Regions from separate parts of the Homo sapiens genome. Here region 1 is linked to region 2. A link is a contact called in ENCODE POLR2A ChIA-PET data. All regions are on one chromosome and are shown on one strand. The core of a region is the stretch at or near the end of the contact, and the rest is flanking DNA. Distances in the headings are between cores, read along the strand shown. Region 1 has its middle 60 kb from the start of FAM174A. Region 2 holds the start of MACIR (macrophage immunometabolism regulator).

Region 1 (4,009 bases), core at 351-2,850, 2.7 Mb after region 2:
GAGCTGAAGTTTTATTTCTCTTTTCTTGAATCTGAGAAGGCTTTAGTGACTGATTTGGCTATTGGAATATAGCAGAAGTTACATTCAGGAACTCGTGAGACTAGGTCTCATAAAACCTTTCAGTGGCAAAAGGTTTATTGATAACACACTGCAGTAATTTAGTAAACAGAAAATGGTCCTAATGAATTCTATATCAGGATAAGGAGGTTTCCGGGCAGAGTGTTGAAAGTGCCAGTTGGTTTCTGTTAGATGCATAACATTAGGTACTCACGGAGAGAATGACATTTTTAGAAAGATAATATTCAGTGTTTTATAGAAAAATTGAGAGGAAAAAAGATTTAAGACTTACTGTGTTCAAAAATAAAATTATTTATCATCCCTAGTTTCTCCAAGTAGCAAAATTTTTCTCCAAATAAGAAATAGCCTCAGAGTAAAACTCAGTCCCAAGGTGTTTTCAGTAACACATGACATCAGGGTAGAGTTAACTTCAATAGAGCAATTACAGGACCCTTTATTGACACCTCAGAAACATTTATGGCAGGGCTGCAATCAGAAAAAGGCATCTGTGAATATGAAGGAGTATTATAAAGACTCTTTCAACTAGATAACAGGACTCCTAGGAATCTTAAGGCTGGGAACCCACGGTATCAAGACTCTAATCCTACAGTGAAGAGGAATCTATCTGACGAAAAATAAACTGTGGGGCTGACATTTGTCTAATGGTGTGAACCTCAATAAGACTGAATTAAAAGTCATAGAGGCAGTTCAGAATTTTTTTCAAAAGAGTCATTGGGGACTCAAACTTTTTCTAGGAGGAAGTAGGCTGAGAAAGATATTTAGCGGCAAACACAGGCGATTGCTAATGGAAAAGAAAGAAGTGTAGGGCACAAAGTCTGGTGCCTAGAAGGCAGAGCCAAGTGACATAGAGGCACATTATCTGGGGCAGGACTGGGCCCCAGTCAAGGAACTGGTGGCATGTGCTCAGTTAAACTTCAGAACTGCCATCGATGAGTGAGTGCTGTCTTTTACCAGAGCACAGTCTTTTTTAAAATTGTCTTTTTTTTTTTTTTGTCAGTTTCATAACCTTGTATCACCATTGTTATATTGAGCATTCAGTTGAGAAGATAACTTATTGTGTTACCGAGCAGGTAACTTGTCTCTTTGGTTCAAAATTCTTCTGTTAAAAAGAAACTAGTCTTGAGGAATTGCACCTGAGAAGTTGGACCCTCATTTCCCCTTGAACTTTATTTGAATGATGAATCCTAGACTTCAAACCGTAGTTGATTTTGCATGTGGGAGGAACATGAATACTGGTAGGCAGAGAGTACAGTGGTAGATAGTTTCCAAAAATAGTCACCATTGAGTCCTTTCTCTCTTTGCTCACATATGCTGTTTTTCGCACAATGAGGTGGGATCTAATTTCCTTCCTGCGAGTTTGAGCTCACCTTAGTGATTTGCTTGACCAATAGAATGTGGCAGAAGCAATATTCTCAAACATGTAAAACCAGATTATAAGAAGACTTGCCACTTTCACTTTAAATGCTTACTGTTGGGAAGCTTTCTCTTAGAACCCAGCTGCCACGCTATGAGAAGCCAAAGCTGTGCGTAGGCATTTCAGCTGAGCTCCCAGCCAACAGCTAATATCAACTCTCAGCCACAAGAGTGAGTCATCTTGGACTTCCAACCCAGCTGAATATTTAGATGATTCCAGTCCCAGACACAATCTGACTGTAATCAGATGAGAGATCCCAAGTGAGGAAAGCCAGTTAAGCTTTGTCAATACACAGAATAAAATATGATGATAAATGTTTTTAGCTACTAAGTTTTGAAGAGTTTTATGTGAAATAATAGGCGCCTGAAACAGCTGTTCAAAGGGCCAACCATATTTCTTTCGTTCTTTTCTTTCCTCCTTCCTTTTGCAAACAAAGGCAGGATGGCTAGAGTTGGAACAGTCATCTTAAGATCATAAAGAAAATACCAACGCGTTTTTAGAGACCTTGAGCCTGGATCCCCTGAGCTATAAAGATGTTAACAATAGCAACCACAAACTCCCTGAAATCAAGATATTAGAAAAACGCATCTCCTATTTGGTTTTTTGGTTACATGTAGCCACATAACCAAACTGATACTCCAGAGATAAAGTGAATACAAAAAATGATATTATACAGTCTTGTACTTTGGTAAACAGAGGCTTCTGGTTCAGCTCACAAGTTTTGTGGATAAAAAGAAAGAACTAGCCATATAATTACAAACACCTCAAAGCATGTAAAGTAAAAATAAAACTAGCTGCTCAATGGAAACCCAAACATTTTGATACTGAAGTAGAATATTTCTCAAAATTCCTTATAAAAGATATATGCTGTGATATAGTGTAAAACTTACTCATTAATGACACATTGAATATAACCTTATCTTTCACAGCTATGTATTTGATAATATCTCTGTTCAGCAGTGGCATAATGACAGATAGTTAAAAGAAATTCTACAAGAGGAAAACGATATAGTCAACTTGTACAGCTGTTGGCAGCCTGAATTAACTCATGGACAAAATTCAGAATAGAGAAATTGGTGACTAGTGATTTCTGCCACCAGTCTTTATAAAAAACTTGTGCTAGTGAGCTTTAGGTAAATGAATATAATAAAATCTTACAGTGAAAACATTACCTATTATTAAAGATGAACTCAAATGCTTAGATGGAGATAGAGTTAAAATTCTCTGGTGGAAATTGGAGAGCCTAATTAGTGTATGTGCCTGGATGGAAGGCCCCAATTCAATCTGGAAATTGGCTCAGATAGTACCCAGTAGAACAGTAAGGACTTTTCTCATAGGACATTTCTGTTTATTTCACCAAAAAAAAAAAAAAAAAAAAAAAAGACATGGCAAACTGAGATGTTAATTGTCTAGCCCATAGAACATAGGTCCAATAATTTTAACTTGAAAAAATTAATTAGGTATTGCTAATTTCCCTATTTGATTGTATGCATATATGAGCAAGGTGTTGCTTAGGGTATGGAAGGTGATGGAGATGCTAAGAGAAGATAGCATGACTTCTGGCTTGGACACTTGAATGAATGTTGGTGCCCTTCATTGAGATTGGTAACACAAAGTAAGGGTAGTTTGTGTAAGAATGATAATGACCATCAGTTTGATGTATCTCTGGGCCATCCATGTGGGGTGGAAGAGATATATAGATAGATATATAGATATATATAGATATATAGATATATAGATATATAGATATATAGATATATATAGATATATAGATATATATAGATATATAGATATATAGATATATATAGATATATAGATATATAGATATATATAGATATATAGATATATATAGATATATATAGATATATAGATATAGATATATAGATATATAGATATACAGATATATATAGATATATAGATATACAGATATATATAGATATATAGATATACAGATATATATAGATATATAGATATATATAGATATATAGATATATATAGATATATAGATATATAGATATATGTAGATATATAGATATATAGATATAGGTAGATATATAGATATATAGATATAGGTAGATATATAGATATATAGATATAGGTAGATATATAGATATATAGATATAGATAGATATATAGATCGATGTATGTGTGTGTATGTGTATATACATACATATGATTTGTATATAGAAGCTTGAAAATATGGGTTTTAAATATCAGATGAAAATCTAAGGAAATCCACATTTCTGATTAACCTGTTGTCCAAAACAGCATTAATGTTCCCCTCAGCTTGACTGAACTTTAGACAGGCTTCTATCTAACTTGTGGCCACTTATCTACTTTTTTGCTTTTTTTGAGTATACACCTTAGACAACATAATTATAAAATTACTATTTGCCCATTTCAGATGTAAATATTTTTTAAATCCTCTTGCCAAATTTAGAACCCCGGCATATTTTCCTCAAGGACCAAAAAGCCATCTTTTTGAAGTCTAAATAAATGTCAAGGAAGATAGCACCG
Region 2 (4,393 bases), core at 24-2,523:
ACCCAAATCAGTAACCCACTGGGTTGAAAACTGAGGTGGAAGGAGAGGCAGGGAGTCCCTAAGCGTGTGGAACACTAGCAAGGGGAAAAGGACGGGGCCATCATTCCCTTCGCGTTCCCATCTCCTTTCTGGCGGAGACCTGCAGATTCCACCACTAGAGAGAGTTTGGCAGCTTCACAATGGGGCCGCGTTGCTGGAGGTCTGACTGCCACCCGCCTCGAAACCCCTCTCCTCCGCTTCCCACCTGCCCCAAAGTCCACCCGCGACAGGTGGGGCGAGGGTGGCAATGCCCGACATCTGCCGCTTAAGCTTCTGGCTCGGACCGGGCCCCAATCCACACGCGCACACACGGCCACAGCCGGCCAGTCCACCCCCACTGCACCGGCAGACACTCGGAGGGCGCGGGCGGCCTCGCACGCGGGTTGCAACCAGGACGAGGAGGGTCGGCGAGATCAGACCGCCGGGGCTCGCCCTGAGGTGCTATCTGACCCGGGCAGTCGCACCCTGAGCGCGGCCGGGCACGCAGCCAAAGGTGCCGCCGGCCGGGGAAAGCTACTTCTCAAAGGGGCCTCCAGGCCCGCTGCCCCGCGGTGCGGGAACAGCGGCCAAGGGAGGGAGCGAGCGAGCGTGCGCGCCAACGCGCCCCGACTTCCGCACCGCGGCACCGCGGGAGAGGCGCTCCGGGTCGCCGAGTCCCCGCACCTCCCCAGCGAGCGCACGACGCGCGCACACGGGGGCGCACGCCCCCGCACACTCACACGCGCTGCACACTCACGGCGTCTGCGGCCCCACCCCTGTGCCAGGGAACCGCAAGCTCCCCGCACCCCGCGCGGGCCCCACCCAGTTTACCAGACCCCAGTCCCCTTCGGGTGCCTGGGAACCGGTCCACCAAGGCCAAGGGACGCTGGGGCCGCCCCGCCGCCCATCGCAGAAGCTGGTCCGGCCGGGTTTCCCCAGCACCGCGGGCATCGTGCGCCCGGCCCAGACACGAGGCGGAGAGGAAGGGGCGGCGCCGCGATTAGGGCTGGCACTGGGGATCGGAGCCTGGGGCAAACCCACTCCCCCAAGCCCCCCATAACCACCACCTTTTCTGCAGCACAAAAGGTTACAGACGGAGCCGTCGTCCCCGTGCAACCTACCGATGGCCCAGGGCTCCGCTGCCTCCGCCGTGCCCGGGGCTGCGGAGCGGGAGACAGGGGCGGGAGAGGCGCAGGACTGCGGCGCCGAGATCCAGGCAGAGGCCGCCAGCCGAGCCAGCCGGGTACCCTCTCCTCTCCCACCGCGCTCGGCGCCAGCTACCGCCCTGCTTAGTCCCCGCCCCCTCCTCCGCCTCCTCCTCCGCCTCCTCCTCCGCCCGCCTTCCCGCCTCCTCCCTCTGGCTGCAGAGGCGCAGCCCGTCAGCGCTGAGCCCGCCTCCTGCGCCCAGCTCTCAGACACCCGGAGGAAGGGCGGGCCGGCTGGCTGCAGAAAGGCGCTAAGAGGCCAGAAGAAGTTGGCGGGGGTGGGCGGGGTTGTTGACTGGTGGTGGGGAGGAGGAGTCGCAACACCCGCTCTCTAGTCTAAACCCAGCACTCCAACTAAAGAGCTCCAACTTGCGGACCTGGGAACACTCCGGCTTCCTCAGTTAAGTGGTGTGCTGATATTTGTCACTTGTGAGTCTCTGCTTAAAGGGCTCAGCACTAAGCAAAAGTACAGAAAACTAGAAGGCCATGAAATTAAAAATTATAGGATCAGTCTACGAAAACTCGTAATACCCAGTGAAGGTGGCGGGGTGGGGCGGGGGGGGGAGTTCAAATTCAGATTCTGATTGGATTAACTATTTTTTAATTTGCACAAATGTTGATCTTGTCTATTATTGTAATAAATTATTTTCTTTGATGAAGATTTGCTTCTCTCAATTCATGTACATTTCTGCCGAACTGGTTAAGCTCAGCAATAAGAATATTTACTGGCATGCATATCCAAATTTACATCTCTCAATAACCATTCTGTGAGGAAGTAACCAATTATGATCCACATTTTAAAAATGCAGAAAGTTTAGGTCATATGCCTACTGAGTGGCTAAGGCTGAATGTGTACGCAGTCGGTGAACCCCAAAATTGTTTATAAGTGTTATAAATTTCGGTACCAGTGTCCAATCAAGAGAGTTTTATTTTTTAAAAGACAAAATGCTTTATCTTAACATAAAAGACATAAATCTGGAGTAGATTAATATAAGTTTAAACGAGTCTTGATTCACACTTGTTCCAGAATCTACATATGTTCCTGATAATATAAAGGCAAAAAATATATAAACACCTCTAGTCCAACAGAACCACTCCCGGAGGCCGCTCAGCTATAAGCCATTTTATGCTACTGCTTATGTGCCCTAAAATAAGTAAAGGAAGGTAGAGGGAAGAATAAGTTTTAAGGAATGTTCCCTAAACAATTTTACAAAACATCAGTTACTTTTTTTCCCGACATAGATTTGCATGTAATTTCAAAAATATAGAAGCTAGCACAACATAATATGAATAAATAAATGAAGAAACTTTTTTTGCATCAGTACATTAGGAGAATACACCGAGAATTATTTCCGATTATAATCTGTTTGACACAATAGTGTATTGTCCTGATGATCATTCTCATAAAACCACCTCCAAAACATTGTATATTTTATATTAAGAGACTTAATTTCATTTCTTCCTGTCTGAAATCTTATAACTTTTTCAGAAGAATGTCTTGTACTTGCCCTTTGCGCTGAGAGTTTGGCAGTGTGCTTTGGCCAAAAGCAATAAAGTTCCCCTCTTAGTTTATTAGGCTCAAGGCTAGCTCTCTTGAGGGCATTGTCTCCAAATTGCCTCCCTCCCTGGGTGGTGTTCTATGCTCCCATCCTAACCCTGAATCTTCACCCAATCAGAACCTAAGTCAGTTCTTGAGTGTCACAAAGAACACCTAATAAACCAATTCACCATGCAGTAATGGTTGATAATAGCTTTATGTGTGGCTCCATCAAGGATATGTTTATGCCACCTAGAGATACTGACTGGGTATTGTCTTCACTCGGATTGGATGTGGGTTGCAAGTGCCGTGGCTGAGGGGCATATAAGAGGTGCAAGTTAATGCAGAATCCCTTCCCAGAGCTTTTTAGTGTTTTAGGAAGATCTCTTCAACCTATAAAGAAAAATGGCATTCATATAAAGGGTTAGGCCCAAATGTAGAATAGACCCAGAGCCCTGAAAGGCCTTCTGAATTTGGGGACTCAGAAGCTCCATCTCACACACTCCTTGTGTAAGTTATGTCTTTGCCTCAAGGCATCCTTTCCAGAAAATCCCTTTAAAATGACTTTAAAATGTCAGCTGCCTGGGAAATATTATACTACGTTGATGTAAATGATGTCGGCTAGCAAACAACCAGCTTGAGAGAACAGAATAGGTGAATTTGATAACAACATAATGATGTAAAACAGAATCTACAAAGACAGGTGTGCAAGAAATACCACATTACCTTCTTTTCTATAAACTCATTTGTTTCAAGCAGGGTCTAACCAGGAAAACAGAAACCATTTTGAGTATCTACAGAAGTAATTGAATGCAAGAAATTGGTAACGTAGGTGATAGGAAAAGTCAGAAGCTAATCAGGAGATGGCACAGTAATCCAGAAACTAGCAACTGCGACCTCTAGCTGGAGAAATAAGAGAAGAGGCAGGGTTATTGGAGTCCAGGGCCCAGGCAGCATGGCCAGCCTGGTGAGAGCTGCGGCCATAGAGGAGAAACAACCACTGCCAAAGAAGCAATCTAGGGAGGGAGAAGGGGGAAATGTACTATACGTTCTCCTCTCCTGCCCTCCAATCTCCTTCCAGTGCCTTGCATTGGCCAAGTCTGATACACCTGCCATGGGAGCCAGGGAAACAGCCTACGGGGATCAGCCCTTTGAGACACTGAGGAGACTAGGAGAAGAACATAGAACGTGAATCTGCACTTGATTTTATTTCTCTTTAAAGGCCTTACTCTTTTGTAAAGTTCTTCCCTCATTCCCTCGAGCAGGGTCAAAGTTCCAAGAGCATATGCCAGACCAGACCATGAATGGGTGATGATGGCAGGGAGTGGAGGGGAGGTCCTTCGGATTGCAGTCATCTGTCCACAGAGGTTTCCTTTGTTCCTTCCTGGAGCTGCCACCTATGGTTCCATGATACAGTGCACAACCTGCCTATAGACGAGACGGCCCTGCCCTATACACTGGTTCCCTCCCTTTGGCTCCGGCACCACACCTGAGGCCAGAGGAATTTCCTAGATCTGGGACCATCCTGCTAAGCCTCACACATCCTCGGTCATTTATGTTTAGGGTATTATGGTGGTCCAAGTTCAGGGCTCAAATCCCACTGCCTTGGGACATACTGACTTCTATCCTCTTC

Evidence for each region. ChIA-PET counts read pairs that join two places held with the same protein, here RNA polymerase II (POLR2A).
Region 1: POLR2A ChIA-PET joins it to region 2 with 10 read pairs in PC-9. The contact joins the enhancer-like site here to the promoter of MACIR in region 2. POLR2A ChIA-PET finds 5 or more read pairs at or near these places in 2 of 52 experiments (PC-9 and activated B cell).

The regions. Positions count from the first base shown.
Region 1 is chr5:100,593,307-100,597,315 of GRCh38, reverse strand. No RefSeq gene overlaps it. Among named protein-coding and RNA genes, the nearest start is that of FAM174A, 60 kb to the right of the region's middle. Within about 2 kb of position 1,600, at least 6 of the 41 ENCODE cell types and tissues checked have a DNase peak (open chromatin) inside an H3K27ac peak, as active enhancers do.
Region 2 is chr5:103,255,643-103,260,035 of GRCh38, reverse strand. MACIR (macrophage immunometabolism regulator) reads right to left here and starts at 1,273. Exons shown (of 3, transcript NM_033211.4): 1 at 1,140-1,273. RefSeq lists silencers at 513-892, 1,103-1,612.